2 separate regions of the Homo sapiens genome follow, and region 2 is linked to region 1. Evidence: read pairs that join two places in POLR2A ChIA-PET (ENCODE). Cell type or tissue: PC-9. All regions are shown on one strand.

What was found. ChIA-PET counts read pairs that join two places held together with the same protein. Peaks named below come from ENCODE experiments on the same cell type or tissue, not always from the same donor. Only the 100,000 strongest peaks of a DNase experiment are listed, where the experiment ranks them.
Region 2: POLR2A ChIA-PET joins it to region 1 with 22 read pairs; 6 of 35 experiments call an interaction of 5 or more read pairs at or near these places.

Annotation. Positions count from the first base shown.
Region 1 is chr2:37,918,809-37,926,808 of GRCh38, reverse strand. RMDN2 (regulator of microtubule dynamics 2) reads right to left here and starts at 1,522. Exons shown (of 11, transcript NM_001170791.3): 1 at 1,384-1,522. RefSeq lists a silencer at 1,468-1,707. In PC-9, no CTCF peak of the experiment used is centred here; DNase peaks (open chromatin) are centred at 1,268 and 7,858; H3K4me3 peaks cover 2,485 bases; H3K27ac peaks cover 1,740 bases.
Region 2 is chr2:38,080,950-38,088,949 of GRCh38, reverse strand. No RefSeq gene overlaps it. Among named protein-coding and RNA genes, the nearest start is that of CYP1B1, 8.8 kb to the right of the region's middle. In PC-9, no CTCF peak of the experiment used is centred here; no DNase peak of the experiment used is centred here; H3K27ac peaks cover 1,182 bases.

The DNA of each region.
Region 1 (8,000 bases):
GTGGGCAACCACGCCCGGCTAATTTTTACATTACTTGTAGAGAGTGAGTCTCCCTATGTTGCTAGGCTGGTCCCGAACTCCTGGGCCCAAGCAATCCTGCCTCCACCTCTCAAAGTGCTGGGATAAGCAGCATGGGCCACTGCCTCCAGCCTTGTTAGCTTTCATACTTCTAATTATGTTAATAGTATACACTTGTAGTATAAAAAAATATAGTAATTAAAAACTTTACCAAACAGATTTTAAAACTCTAATATTTTAATAATCAGATACAAAGTATTATGTTACGTTTCAATTTGTAAGGTGCTAGTAAATAACAATGGAAAATGACATTTTAATATAGATTATGGCACTTAATTAATGTGTATTATTGTGTAATATTAAAGGTTGAGATGAGAATCAAGTATTCTAAAATGACATCAAAATGTTGACTCTAAAGAAAATAGAATATGAAATGTTTTCTGAAGAAATGTCTGAAGAAACATTTCATTTCCATGTTCTAGTTTTATTTAAAATTAATTTTTTGATGTAGAAATTATGCTTTACTAAATTAATTATAATGCTTTCACCATAAATCTAGCACAGATATTCATTAACTTCATCAGCAGACCCTTAGAGGAGAAAAATATAAAATGCATAACTCTAATAAACTCGGGGAAGGTATGACAAATTTTGCAAGGATAAAGAGACATTACAAAAAAGCCCGAGGTTTAAGTTTCCTAAGAGAATTGCACTGAGACCTTGAACTAGTGATCAGATTTCCTACAGCGTCCTGGAAAACCTGGTACTTTCGAAGTGAATTCTATTGTTCATTTCATCAGGTTTTCATGGTTTTTTTGTATTTTATAATTTATTTTAAATTTAGGGCTCCCAAGTGTTTGCCTCATTCCCCTATGTTGGCAGCACTGATAATCCGGCCTTCGTTTTTGTGTGAAATAGGCACAGACGGAGTCTGAGAGCAAAAAAAACCCCACACAAACAAAAACAAAATGTTTGCGCAAGGCTGAAAGCCGAGCGAGAGCCCAGCAAGTGTCTCTGTTGAAATTCTTTGGGGTTTGCAGGGACCAGCCGGGCCGAGGCAGCAAACTGCCTGTTCCCCACGCACCCCAGAAGGGTCCGCGTGCGAGGAAATACCAGCGACCTCCGGGGCTAGGGCTTCCGTGGCGCAGGGTCAGCGAGGGATGAACCCGGGAAGCCACTATGGGCCGCTGCTCCAGCCCCGGGAACGCAGAGCACCGCTGGCTAGCAGGCTCAAGCTTCGCCAGGGACACACCGACCCGGAAGTGCAGTCGCCCCCACCGCAAGTATTTCCGCTTCCCTCCGCAAGTCCCCGGCGCGGTCCGGCCCCCAGCGGCTGAGCAGCCCCCTCCCAGACTGCGCACGCACCTGTGTTCACTGCGCCGGCCTTTCAGCTGTTGGAGAGCGGAGACCAGGACCTGCTGGCGCGCAGTGGCGGACGGACAGTAGCCCTGGAGCCCGCGGGTCCTAAGGTCCCGCGCCGCGGCCGTCGCGTCCTGACCCAGATAGCGGAGGCGCCGGGGGAGGAGCCCGCGGCCGCTCGGCCCCCCGCTCCCGCCCCCTCTCCCTCTCGTGGTGGGTTCAACTCTACCGGGACTGGCGTTGGGTGCACCTTTTGCAAAATAAAATTGCACGTCGCGGGGCGCCTGGCTCGCGCCGGACCGTGTGTCTCGGCCGTCGCCTCCCTTCGAAGCCGGTCGGCACCTTTTCCCCCGCCTGGGCTCTGGGCCTCCGCGCTAGCCCCAGCGCGTTCCCTCTCGCGTTGCTGCCACTCCGCACGCCCACCGCCAGCTCGCTTCGTTCCGGCTCTCAAACCCACTCCCTCTCCCCTAGTTAAACCTTTTTCTGTGCCCTTTCTAGGCACAACCTTGCACTTTACTCCTCACGACTGAATTAAAGGCAGACGCCTTGCACTAATTACTGATATCTGCAGCCCCGTGTTCATAGCTTTATCTCACGTTTTCTTTTAATGAGCAATTTTGACAGCCTCTTCCTTCTCCCCGCCATTCCGAGTTGCCTTTAGATGAAAGCCGCTGTTTTTTCAGATGCCTGACATTTAAGGTTTTACCCAGCTTTCTGTGGTTTGTATAATGAAACTAATTCTGCTAAATACGCTCTTAAAAACTGGGCCGGGCGCGGTGGGTCACGCCTGTAATCCCAGCACTTTGGGAGGCTGAGGCAGGCGGATCACCTGAGGTCAGGAATTCGAGACCAGTATGGCCAACGTGGCGAAACCCCTGTCTCTACTAAAAATACAAAAAATTAGCCGGGCGTGGTGGTGGACGCCTGTAATCCCAGCTACTTGGGAGGATGAGGCAGGAGAATCGTTTGAACCCGGAGGCAGAGGTTGCAGTGAGGCGAGATCGCGCCACCGCACTCCAGCCTGGGTGATAGAGCGTCTCAAAAACAAAAACAAAACAGTACATACACTGCTTCTGTATTGTCCGCACCTTGAGTATTACTGCCTCAAGCTTAGGTTTGCATAACATTAATCTCTAAACTTCCCACCAATATATTGAGCAGAATTAAAAATGGGTACACTCTTTCTCAAAACAGCAACAGCAGACAACACCCATAAAGCCATGAAGAATCCAGAAGGCTTGTTTTGCAATCCATATACTACTGTTTACGGATAGGGATTCAGGGATTCTATAGGCTCTTTAAGATGATTTTTTGAGCTTCAGGCAAGCCGCATTGAAGAATAAGTAAGCCTGGCCATGGTCATTTTATTAAAAGTAATTTGTAGCAGGGCGCAGTGGCTCACGACTGTAAGCCCAGCACTTTGAGAGGCTGAGGCGGACGGATCACTTGAGGCCAGGAGTTCGTGACCAGCCTGGCCAATATGATGAAACACCATCTCTACTAAAAATACAAAAATTAGCCGAGTGTGGTGGCGCACTTCTGTAGTCCCAGCTGCTCGGGAGGTTAAGGCATGAGAATTGCTTAAACCTCAGAGGCAGAAGTTGCAGTGAGCCGAGATCGGGCCACTGCTCACCAGTCTGGGACAGAATGAGACTCTGTCTCAAAAAACAAGAGCAAAAACCTAAGTTGTATTTGGAAAAAGAGCAGATTAATCTTTAACCTCTCAGATTTGGAACTAGTAAAATATTACCTTCTACAAACCCACTTCACTCCTATTTATTATGGTTTGCAGCAATCTTGCAATATAATGCTAGCTTTATTTAACTAGAATACAATATGATATAAACCGATCATGCAAAACAATTTTCTCTTTTAACAAGATTTAGATACCAAAGAAACATGACTGTCTCTTCGCTAATACTTAAAAGGAGCTTTTCAGTATTTAAAACAAAATTTAAGCTTTTCCAGGAGCCCACTGAGTTGTTCACTGCTGCATCCCCAGCACATTGCACAGAAGAGGCTTTCAATAAAAATGTGACGTATGGGCTGTGAACAAGGCCTTACCAGTCTATTCCAAGAGGAAGATGGCAGCTGATACTGACTTGATCTTCAGGTTCAGGACATAGACTATGTCACACTTGCTCCTTTCCAATACATTTGTTTCTATTCCTTGATGAGTAAAAATTATCTGAAAGGTAGAAACTCAGGGACAGTGACAACCATTGACCTTGGCAAAGCTGTAACTAAATAGCAAAGACAGGCGCTATCTTTGCCAGGTACTGTTGCAGGGGTGACATAAAAAAGCAGAAATGATTCCCCTCCCCACTACTAGGAATGTCAGTCTAAAAGGAATATCTGAAGGAAAAACCAGAACATACTAAGAATCTCAGAGTTGCTGTTATTCATCAAACCAGTACGGCATGACAATCATTTGGGAGGAGTGGGTACAGACCCTTCACGATTTGCCCCAACCTACTTTTCCAGCTTTTCTCCGCTACTTCCACCAGACATCATTCTACACTTCAGCACTAGCTAAGCTACTGATCGTCTCTCCACAAGCTGTATCCTTTTTATCCTGTTCCTTGTGCCTGGAATATCCTGTTGCTTGCCACCCGTCCAAAACCAATTCAACCACTTCAACCTCTTTCCCTTGAGAAGCTACACACTCTCTCCTTCCCCATAAGAAGTATTCATCCATGCCCCATCAAAACTTATGGAAGGACCAGGAGTTTCAATGAATACAAAATGCCTCCCTGCTAGCTTACAGCAAACCTCTCTGGTGTACACTATATAATTACTGCTTGCCAGTGACTGTGTGTTTGTGAGGCTGTGAACATCTTCAAGGATGGTAGCATTTATCTTTGTATCTTGGGAACCTGGCATGGTGCACACCCTCTATATTAGATAACTATTTGAAAGTAGTATGTACATTTGAGGGAAAAGCATGAGGAAATGTATAGTCCTTCATTATAGTAATGTGAGATGGGAGTGTCAATTTTTTTTTTTTTTTAGGTTTTATTTGAGTGGTTTTATTTCCAGGAAGCAATTGAATGACAAAGTTAGTTTTAACCCTTTAACAGTTACCAATATGCTATATAGTTAACTATTCATTTTCTAGTTCCTTGTTGTTATTTCCAAATCTTATCAAACTTACAAGCTGAATTTCTTAATTTGTAAACTGAAGGCTGAGCTGCAGGTATAATTAGTACCACTATGAAATCCCCAACCCCCGCTTCAAAGAGCAGAATCAACCTTCATTTCCAGGCTGGTTTTAAGAAAGTATTTTAAGGAAAGGGTTAAGGAAATATTTTACTGCAAATAGCTGGGGAAAAACTTTTAAATTAAGAACACCCTAACCATTGAGAGAGAGGGATTTAGAGAGGGAGAAGCGCACAGGCAAAGAGCAGGGGCAGAGGAAGAAGTCCCCCAGGTGTAACCGAAGCTCTGAGTTCCCCGAATCATTTGTAAACGAGGAGGAGCAAAGGGCAGCAGCAACAGGTACAGCAGGAACATTTATTGAGTCTTCTACACAGTTTTCAAGCTTCGTTCTTTATATGAATTATCTTATTCCATTTTCCCAACAATCTAATGAAGTAAATAACATACAGGTGAGGAAACCAAGGCTTCAAGAGGTGAAGAAACTTGTCCCAGGCCACATAGTCAGTTTTAGAGACAAATATCAAACTTAACTTTGTCTGAGAGCCTTTTCTCTTAACCCAGCCCATCTTGGACCCCCAGACCCTGCCTTTGATAGAACACTTGAAGGGACTCTTCATAGCACCATTTACAAGAACATCATAGCCCTTCTAATGTGATATTACATCATTTGTATCCCCCACTTCAGTTATTTAGGGTTCAGCTTTCACTGCTTCTGTTAGAGGAGAAACTGAATTCTCAAATCTGATCATTTGCCCCATGGGGGGTTTTCTGCAGTTTACCACAACCTCTAATCCACAGAGTATAAAATTACTTTGTGTTTATGATATTCAGGTTAGGCTAGGAATAGAATTTGGGGAAAAGAGGAATATAATACTATGTCTGATGTAGTTTTAAAAAAATTAGGCAGTCTCTAGAACACAGGAAAATTACAAAAAAAATTTCTGAAAAGAAACTAACTTGGACTTTCTAAGGTAAAAATGTTTTATCTGAAAAAAGCATTAGGATAAGCTTATTAAATATTTCCATAGACTAAGTGATTAGTGCAATAAATTATTAATCACTTAAATCCAATAAAATGGTTGGCCTAATACTCCTATACTGAACAAATTAAAAATGGTATTTTAGGAAGATATGTATGAAAGAAAAATTAACAACGATATTTATGTTATGCTACTTAGCAGTTCAATGTTGAATCAATTTATTAAAAGTATACATACCTAATTAAGATATAGAATTCTTATTAGAAACTTTCTATTTCATTAGAAACATTAAGTTTTTGTTCCATGAAAAAAGTCATTTTCAAAAAGGCATGTACTAACCTTGCTCAGTGGTTTTCCGCAGTATTTCGGTGATGATTCAAGAAAAGAATGACGTTTCTTTAAAAATTGTGGAAGATTTTTTAAGTCACATTCCTCCACTGATTTTCCATGGCCTTTGTAAATAAAGCACAGCCTTGGATACAATCCAAAGTGGAACTTGACAGATTCAGAGGAAGAGTGGTTTTGCCCCTCCCTCTGCATTCTTTCTTCATCCTGGGAGATGATGTTCAGGGACACTGTTGACAGTATATACATCAACTTCACAAGCTAAGGTCAGTTTCACTGGCGCTAATTAAAAATAAAGGTGAATATTCATCATCATCAGACAAAATGTTGTTAACACGTGTACAAAAAGTTAAAATAACTGGATATGCTTAATTACATATAATAATTGGAAAAAAATTTCATTTTGGACTTGGGTGGTAAGTGGATTTTATACAATATTCTGCTGGGAAAAATTGGGGTTAGCAGTTTTCCAGACTTACTGTCTTCAGACTATACAAAGGAAAGTGATTTTCCCTTTCGGAGCAGACCCTTTTCAAGAAATTGTTCAGTAGACAGAGCCCCTGGGCATACAAATAAATAAACAGAGAGAATCTACTCTCATATATTGCAATAGAGACACATTAATTAACCAACCGTTGTTAGAACTTTTTGCATTTTATAAAAATTATACTCCTATCATTATTAAGACACATATTTGGACTCTCAGAGAAGACAGTCTAGAAGAAGATGAAAACTGAAACACTACTGTAATGATTTTAGAAGAAATCCAGACTAAAGAGAGTAACAAACCCATATGGATTGTGATCCAAAATAATTTTAATTTGATTGTTTGGGACATGGGACATATCATGAAAATTATGCTATAAATGGTGGTTAATTTCTGTGAGAAACCCATAAAACCCTTTATACCCTATGTGATAACATACAGTATGGTTTGGCACTGACTTCTAACTTAGACCTGCTGATGTCAGGAAATCAGTTATCTGTTGCTATGGCCTTGGCTGCTTCCACTTACAAAACAAAAGACTGAACTTGTCCCCGCCAACTGCTGCAGCTGATAACTGTCCAATGTCAAATGATCAGAAAATCCCCGCCCTCCAGCTATGACATCCACTTACCAGCTAGAGCAAAAAGAATCCTTCCTACCACCAGCCACAGGCTCTGCCAGGCTTCCAACAAGAAGAGAATGACCCATTCTGCCACAGCACTCTCTGGCTTTCTCACATGAGGCAAAGCAACCCTTAAGAAACAACTTCTTAAGGAAACAACAACAAAAAAGACAATTCTGACAGTAATGACTTCACATTTACTTCTCCTAGTATCATAAACCCCCCCTTTCTCAAACAAAAGGGTGCTGAGAGGAACCTTTCTTTGAGACATAATGAGCAGCCAGTCACTCATTGTACAAGAAGCATAACTCAAGGAGTATCTGTATTTAACAAATGAAAGACTGTTAATAAACTAATTTGAATAATTCAGATATTTACCTACAGAAATGCAGTAAGATTACAGAGTGACATTACAAAAGATCAAAAGATTTTCATAAAATATTTAACGGTGAGAATCCAACATTAGACATCAAGGCGCTTTGGGTATTTTCCTTTGCTAAATCTGTGCGATCATGAGATGTGGCCATAAATAGGCAGCATTATTTTCTCCCCTTTTAAAGAAGCAGAAACTGTAAAGATCTTTCATCAAGATAACACACTGTTAACATGGCTTAGATGAAAGTTTCGAAGGCATCTAACATCCAAATGAAAAATAAAAACTTCAGTTGATTCAAACATTTTAAAATACTTTGGTACCACCAATTATCATTCCTAAAAGAAACTTCCACTAACCCTGGCTCCCCTCTCATTTTAGGACTTCCTTATTTAACAACCTCCACTGGGAAAAACCTGCAGTGTCCTCTCACAGGCTTCACTTCCTGACTTCTATCCCATGTACCAACCTACTGCAGAAACCACTAAAACTTCTCTTTCCAAGGAGGGCAAAGGTTTCCTGGTTTCCCTTTTGATCTCTTTGGAACAGGGTTTCTCAACTTCAGTGCTATTGATTTTTTGGACAGAGAATTATTTGTTGTAGGGAGAATTCTACATTGTAGGATGTTTAGCAACATCTCTGGCCTCTGCAACTAAC
Region 2 (8,000 bases), 160 kb before region 1:
GGGAATGCAGATCTAATGCTAAAAACTAAGAGGTGAATGGAGAGAGAGAGAGGGAGAGAGAGAGAGAGGGAGAGAGGGAGAGAGGGAGAGAGGGAGAGAGGGAGAGAGGGAGAGAGAGAGAGAGAGAGAGAGAGAGAGAGAGAGAGAGAGACAGACAGACAGACAGACAGACAGACAGACAGACAGACAGAGAGAGAAAGAAAGACTAGAATCTGGATGCTAACCATCCAAAAACCTGGAGGCTGTACCAGTCAACATGTCCATGGCTAGATGTTGTGATCTTAGCTGAGCCCAAATGTACATTCTTTTGGTGGTGGGGTGTTTTACTTGTTGCTTTATGTATTTTCTTGGTAACCTGGTAAATATTTATTTTTAGAAAATGAAAATAAAAAGGAAAACTAGTATCCTTTATCTGCCTAAAGGTTTTCTATGGTTGGTCAAAGAATTAGGGAAGTAAAGTGTTTCCCTATTGACCAAAGTTGTGGACAGTAGGCTCCCTCTTTCACTGTTAGAAAAGTTGATTTCAGGCTGGGCGCAGTGGCTCATGGTTGTAATCCCAGCACTTTGGGAGGCCGAGGCAGGTGGATCACCTGATGTCAGGAGTTTGAGACCAGCCTGGCCAACATGGTGAAACCCTGCCTTTACTAAAAATACAAAAATTAGCCAGGCATGGTGGTGCACCCCTGTAGTCCCAGCTACTGGGGAGGCTGAGGCAGGTGAATCGCTTGAACATGGCAGGTGGAGGCTACAGTGAGTCGAGATGGTGCCACTGCACTCCAGCCTGGGCAACAGAGCAAGACTCTGAAAAAAAAAGAAAGAAGAAGGAGAAGGAAAAGGAGGAGAGAAAAGTCTATTTCAGGAAGTAGAGTAGGTGGTAGTAGAAGCTCAGAGAACAAACGTACAAAAACAACCACAGACCCTGGCGTCCCTTCCCTTCGTATGGAATCATCACTGTGCCAAGTCGGTGGGAGCTTCACCCCACAAATATTAAGCAGCAGAGGCACATGCTCAAACGTTGAGCAGGAGAGGTAAGTACACCAGTTGAGAGCCCAGACAAAGTGACTGACCACCGTGACTATCTTTTAGCCCCAGGGCTGGGTATTTTTTTCTTTTTCTTTTTCTTAGTTGCTGTATCTCTCTGCTCCCCCTTCTTATTTCCCTCACTCTTTTCCCCTCTGCCCTGACTCTTTACTCTTCTGTGTGAGAGAGAATGAAGAGAGGAAGGGAGACAGCAGAACAGAAAAGGGGGCACCTGAGACGAGAGTGGAGGTCTTGAGGGAATGAGGGTGAGGAAGATAGGAGTGGACCCAGAGAAAGGGAAAATGAGAGACAGAATGAGAGAGAAGAAAGAAGGATGAAGCAAGGGGAAGGAAAAGGGCAGAAGGAAGCAAACCAAAGGAAAGAACTGGGAATGATGCTGGGAAAAACCATTAAAGCACAGCACCATTTGCTGCATTTATGAAGCACATAGAACCCTGAGTAGATTATGCCCCTTAACACAGGGGCACAGTAGAACTAAGGGCATGACACTGCCTTATATCATATTTCTTCTGCTTTCAAAAGGAATTGAAGAAAGCCTAAGATAAAAGAGACAAGACACACTCAAGCCATTCAAAGAACAAGGACGGCACAGAAAGTACAGGTTATAATCCATAGTGCTGAGGAGAAAGACTGCAATTGAGCACAAACTTTTTATTAGTCCTGAACTCCAGGAGTGACACATCAGATGCAGGACCCTGAACAGCAGACTAATCCCACTTTCTTTCCACTGTCCTTGCTTACAAGAAACCCTCAAGAGAAGCTAAGAAGGCAATGTAAGATCAAAATGTTGGGAAGATCTTTTTTTATGTTCTTATATTTAACTTTTAATTTTGATATAATTACAGAAGAGTTTCAAGGAATCACAAAGAACTCCCATTTACCCAGATTCTCCAATTAACATTGACCACACTTACTTTCTCATTCTCCTCTCTCTCCCTCTCCTTCTCCCCAAACCCCTCTATTTTTTCCTTGAGCCATTTGAGGGTAAGTGGCAGACATTACACCCCTTTACCTCTAAATATGCATTTTGGTGAGGAACTAGAATACATGTAGCTTTCACTACATGTATTTCTGTCACTTTCACTAATACCAGACAGAGCTCATGGGCAACGAGATTGGAAGGGGAGCAGGAGTAGGAAACTTGTTTTAAGCTGCAACTACTTAGCAAGTGACTATCTTTTCTTAGATTAATTTAGGTCAATAAAAATAGCAGAATCTTCTAAATCACCTTCTCACCAACTTTACATAGGATTGAGAAAACATCAATTGTCTACATTTGTCTACATGAAATAATATTAATAGAAATGAGGATTGGTAGCCAATACCCTTGGTGCTAACCACTCCAAGAAATCTAGAAAGTGCTTAATACAAAGAAAGAATCCTTGTCAGCCTGTATTGTTAGGCCCCTGAGCCCAAGCTAAGCCATCATATCCCCTGTGACCTGCACGCACACATCCAGATCGCCGGTTCCTGCCTTAACTGATGACATTCCACCACAAAAGAAGTGAAAATGGCCTGTTCCTGCCTTAACTGATGACATTGTCTTGTGAAATTCCTTCTCCTGGCTCATCCTGGCTCAAAAGCTCCCCCACTGAGTACCTTGTGACTCCCACTCCTGCCTGCCAGAGAACAACCCCCCTTTTTCCTTTACCTACCCAAATCATATAAAACGGCCCCACCTGTCTCCCTTGGCTGACTCTCTTTTTGGACTCAGCCCGCCTGCACCCAGGTGATTAAAAGCTTTATTGCTCACACAAAGCCTGTTTGATGGTCTCTTCACACGGACATGCATGAAATTTGGTGCCATGAGTCGGATCGGGGGACCTCCCTTGGGAGGGCAATCCCCTGTCCTCCTGTTCTTTGCTCCATGAGAAAGATCCACCTACGACCTCAGGTCCTCAGACCGACCAGCCCAAGGAACATCTCACCAATTTTAAATCGGGTAAGCGGCCTCTTCTTACTCTCTTCTCCAACCTCTCTCACTGTCCTTCAACCACTTTCTCCTTTCCACTCTTCAATCTCTCCCTTCTCTTAATTTCAATTCCTTTCATTTTCTGGTAGAGACAAAGGAGACACGTTTTATCCGTGGACCCAAAACTCCGGCGCCGGTCAGGGACTGGGAAGGCAGCCTTCCCTTGGTGTTTAATCATTGCAGGGACTGCAATGATTATTCACCCAGGTTTCAGAGGTGTCAGACCATGCAGGGACGCCTGCCTTGGTCCTTCACCCTTAGCGGCAAGTCCTGCTTTTCTGGGGAAGGGGCAAGTACCCCAACCCCTTCTCTCCGTGTCTCTACCCCTTCTCCTCCTTTCTGGGGGGCAAGAAATCCCCAACCCCTTCTCCTTCACCCTGAGCGGCAAGTCCTGCTTTTCTAGAGGAGGGGCAAGTACCCCAACCTCGTATCTCTGCACCCCAATCCCTTATTTCCGTGCCCCGACCTCTTATCTCTGCGCCCAATCTCTTATTTCCGCGCCCCAACCTCTTATATCTCTGTGCCCCAATCCCTTATTTCCACACCCCAACCTCTAATCTCTGTGCCCCCATCCCTTATTTCCGTGCCCCAACCTCTTCTCCGTGCCCCAACCCCTTTCCCGCTTTTCTGGAAGGTAAGAACCCCCAAACCCCTTCCCTCCATGTCTCTACTCTCTCTTTTCTCTAAGCTTGCTTCCTTCACTATGGGCAACTTTCCACCCTCCATTCCTCCTTCTTCTCCCTTAGCCTGTGTCCTCAAAAACTTAAAACCTCTTCAACTCTCACCTAAATTAAAATCTAAGCATCTTATTTTCTTCTGCAATGCCGCTTGACCCCAATACAAACTCAACAGTAGTTCCAAATAGCCGGAAAACGGCACTTTCAATTTTTCCATCCTACAAGATCTAAATAATTCTTGTTGTAAAATGGGCAAATGGTCTGAGGTGCCTGACATCCAGGCATTCTTTTACACATCGGTCCCTCTCTAGTCTCTGTTCCCAATGCAACTCATCCCAAATCTTCCTTCTTTCCCTCCCACCTGTCCCCTCAGTCCCAACCCCAAGCGTCGCTGAGGCTTTCTAATCTTCCTTTTCTACGGACCCATCTGACCTCTCCCCACCTCCCCAGGCTGCTCCTCGCCAGGCCCAGCTAGGTCCCAATTCTTCCTCAGCCTCCGCTCCTCCACCCTATAATCCTTTTATCACCTCCCCTCCTCACACCTGGTCTGCCTTACAGTTTCGTTTCGTGACTAGCCCTCCCCCACCTGCCCAGCAATTGACTCTTAAAAAGGTGGCTGGAGCTAAAGGCACAGTCAAGGTTAATGCTCCTTTTTCTTTATCCCAAATCAGATAGCGTTTTCATCAAACATAAAAACCCAGCCCAGTTCGTGACTCCTTTGGCAGCAGCCCTGAGACGCTTTACAGCCCTAGACCCTAAAAGGTCAAAAGGCCGTCTTATTCTCAATATACATTTTATTACCCAATCTGCTCCCGACATTAAATAAAACTCCAAAAATTAGAATCTGGCACTCAAACCCCACAACAGGATTTAATTAACCTCGCCTTCAAGGTGTACAATAATAGAAAAAAGTTGCAATTCCTTGCCTCCACTGTGAGACAAACCCCAGCCACATCTCCAGCACACAAGAACTTCCAAACGCCTGAACCGCAGCGGCCAGGCGTTCCTCCAGAACCTCCTCCCCTAGGAGCTTGCTACAAGTGCTAGAAATCTGGCCACCAGGCCAAGGAATGCCTGCAGCCCAGGATTCCTCCTAAGCCATGTCCCATCTGTGTGGGACCCCACTGGAAATCGGACTGTCCAACTCACCTGGCAGCCACTCCCAGAGCCCCTGGAACTCTGGCCCAAGGCTCTCTGACTGCTTCCCAGATCTTCTTGGCTTAGCGGCTGAAGACTGATGCTGCCCGACTGCCTTGGAAGCCCCCTAGACCATCACAGACGCCGAGCTTCGCGTAACTCTCACAGTGGAAAGTAAGTCCGTCCCCTTCTTAATCAATACGGAGGCTACCCACTCTACATTACCTTCTTTTCAAGGGCCTGTTTCCCTTGCCTCCATAACTGTTGTGGGTATTGACAGCCAGGCTTCTAAACCTCTTAAAACTCCCCAACTCTGGTGGCAACTTAGACAATACTCTTTTAAGCACTCATTTTAGTTATCCACACCTGCCCAGTTCCCTTATTAGGGCGAGCCACTTTAACTAAATTATCTGCTTCCCTGACTATTCCTGGATTACAGCTACATCTCATTGCTGCCCTTCTTCCCAGTCCAAAGCCTCCTTTGCGTCCTCCTCTTATATTCCCCCACCTTAACCCACAAATATAAGATACCTCTACTCCCTCCTTGGTGACCGATCATGCATCCCTTACCATCTCATTAAAACCTAACCACCTTTACCCCGATTAATGCCAATATCCCATCCCACAGCATGCTTTGAAAGGGTTAAAGCCTGTTATCACTTGCCTGCTACAGCATGGCCTTTTAAAGCCTATAAACTCTCCTTACCATTCCCCCATTTTACCTGTCCTAAAACCAAGCAAGCCTTACAAGTTAGTTCAGGATCTATGCCTTATCAACCAAATTGTTTTGCCTATCCACCCCATGGTGCCAAACCCATATACTCTCCTATCCTCAATACCTCCCTCCACAATCCATTATTCTGTTTTGGATCTCAAACATGCTTTCTTTACTATTCCTTTGAACCCGTCATCCCAGCCTCTCTTTGCTTTCACTTGGACTGACCCTGACACCCATTAGGCTCAGCAAATTACCTGGGCTGTACTGCCGCAAGGCTTCACAGACAGCCCCCATTACTTCAGTCAAGCCCAAATTTCATCCTCATCTGTTACCTATCTCAGCATAATTCTCATAAAAACACACGTGCTTTCCCTGCTGATCGTGTCCGATTAATCTCCCAAACCTCAATCCCTTACAAAACAACAACGCCTTTCCTTCCTAGGCATGGTTAGTGCGGTCAGAATTCTTACACAAGAGCCAGGACCGCACCCTGTAGCCTTCCTATGCAAACAACTTGACCTTACTGTTTTAGCCTAGCCCTCATGTCTCCATGCAGCGGCTGCTGCCGCCCTAATACTTTTAGAGGCCCTAAAAATCACAAACTATGCTCAACTCACTCTCTACATTTCTCATAACTTCCAAAATCTATTTTCTTCCTCACACCTGACGCATATACTTTCTGCTCCCCGGCTCCTTCAGCTGTACTCAGTCTTTGTTAAGTCCCACAATTACTATTGTTCCTGGCCCGGACTTCAATCCGGCCTCCCACATTATTCCTGATACCACACCTGACCCCCATGACTGTATCTCTCTGATCCACCTGACATTCACCCCATTTCCCCATATTTCCTTCTTTCCTGTTCCTCACCCTGATCACGCTTGATTTATTGATGGCAGTTCCACCAGGCCTAATCGCCACACACCAGCAAAGGCAGGCTATGCTATAGTACAAGCCACTAGCCCGCCTCTTAGAACCTCTCATTTCCTTTCTATCATGGAAATCTATCCTCAAGGAAATAACTTCTCAGTGTTCCATCTGCTATTCTACTACTCCTCAGGGATTATTCAGGCCCCTTCCTTCCCTACACATCAAGCTTGAGGATTTGCCCCCACCCAGGACTGGCAAATTAGCTTTACTCAACATGTCCCAAGTCAGGAAACTAAAATACCTCTTAGTCTAAATAGACACTTTCACTGGATAGGTAGAGGCCTTTCCTATAGGGTCTGAGAAGGCCACCGCAGTCATTTCTTCCCTTCTGTCAGACATAATTCCTCAGTTTAGCCTTCCCACCTCTATACAGTCTGATAACAGACCAGCCTTTATTAGTCAAATCAGCCAAGCAGTTTTTCAGGCTCTTAGTATTCAGTGAAATCTTTATATCCCTTATGGTCCTCCGTCTTCAGGAAAAGTAGAACGGACTAAAGGTCTTTTAAAAACACACCTCACCAAGCTCAGCTACCAACTTAAAAAGGACTGGACAATACTTTTACGACTTTCCTTTCTCAGAAGTCAGACCTGTCCTCAGAATGCTACAAGGTACAGCCCATTTGAGCTCCTGTATAGACGCTCCTTTTTATTAGGCCCCAGTCTCATTCCAGACACCAGACCAACTTAGACTGTGCCCCAAAAAAACTTATCATCCCTATTATCTTCTGTCTAGTCATACTCCTATTCACCGTTCTCAACTACTCATACACGCCCTGCTCTTATTTACACTGCCGGTTTACGCTGTTTCTCCAAGCCATCACAGCTGATATCTCCTGGTGCTATCCCCAAACTGCCACTCTTAACTCTTGAAGTAAATAAATAATCTTTGCTGGCAGGACTGTGCTGAATCTCCTTAGGCACTCTCTAATCAGATGTCCTGAGTTGTCCCAATTCTTAGACCTTTTATACCTGTTTTTCTCCTTCTCTTATTCCATTTAGTTTTTCAATTCATACAAAACTGTATCCAGGCCATCACCAATAATTCTAAATGACAAATGTTCCTTCTAACAACCCCACAATATCACCCCTTACCACAAAATCTTCCTTCAGCTTAATCTCTCCCACTCTAGGTTCCCACACCGCCCCTAATCCCGCTGAAGCAGCCCTGAGAAACATCGCCCATTATCTCTCCATACCACCCCCAAAAATTTTCGCTGTCCCAAAACTTTACCACTATTTAGTTTTATTTTTCTTATTAATATAAGAAGACAGGAATGTCAGCCCTCTGAGCCCAAGCAAAGCCATCATATCCCCTGTGACCTGCACGTACACATCCAGATCGCCGGTTCCTGCCTTAACTGATGACATTCCACCACAAAAGAAGTGAAAATGGCCTGTTCCTGCCTTAACTGATGACATTTTCTTGTGAAATTCCTTCTCCTGGCTCATCCTGGCTCAAAAGCTCCCCCATTGAGTACCTTGTGACCCCCACTCCTGCCCGCCAGAGAACAACCCCCCTTTTTCCTT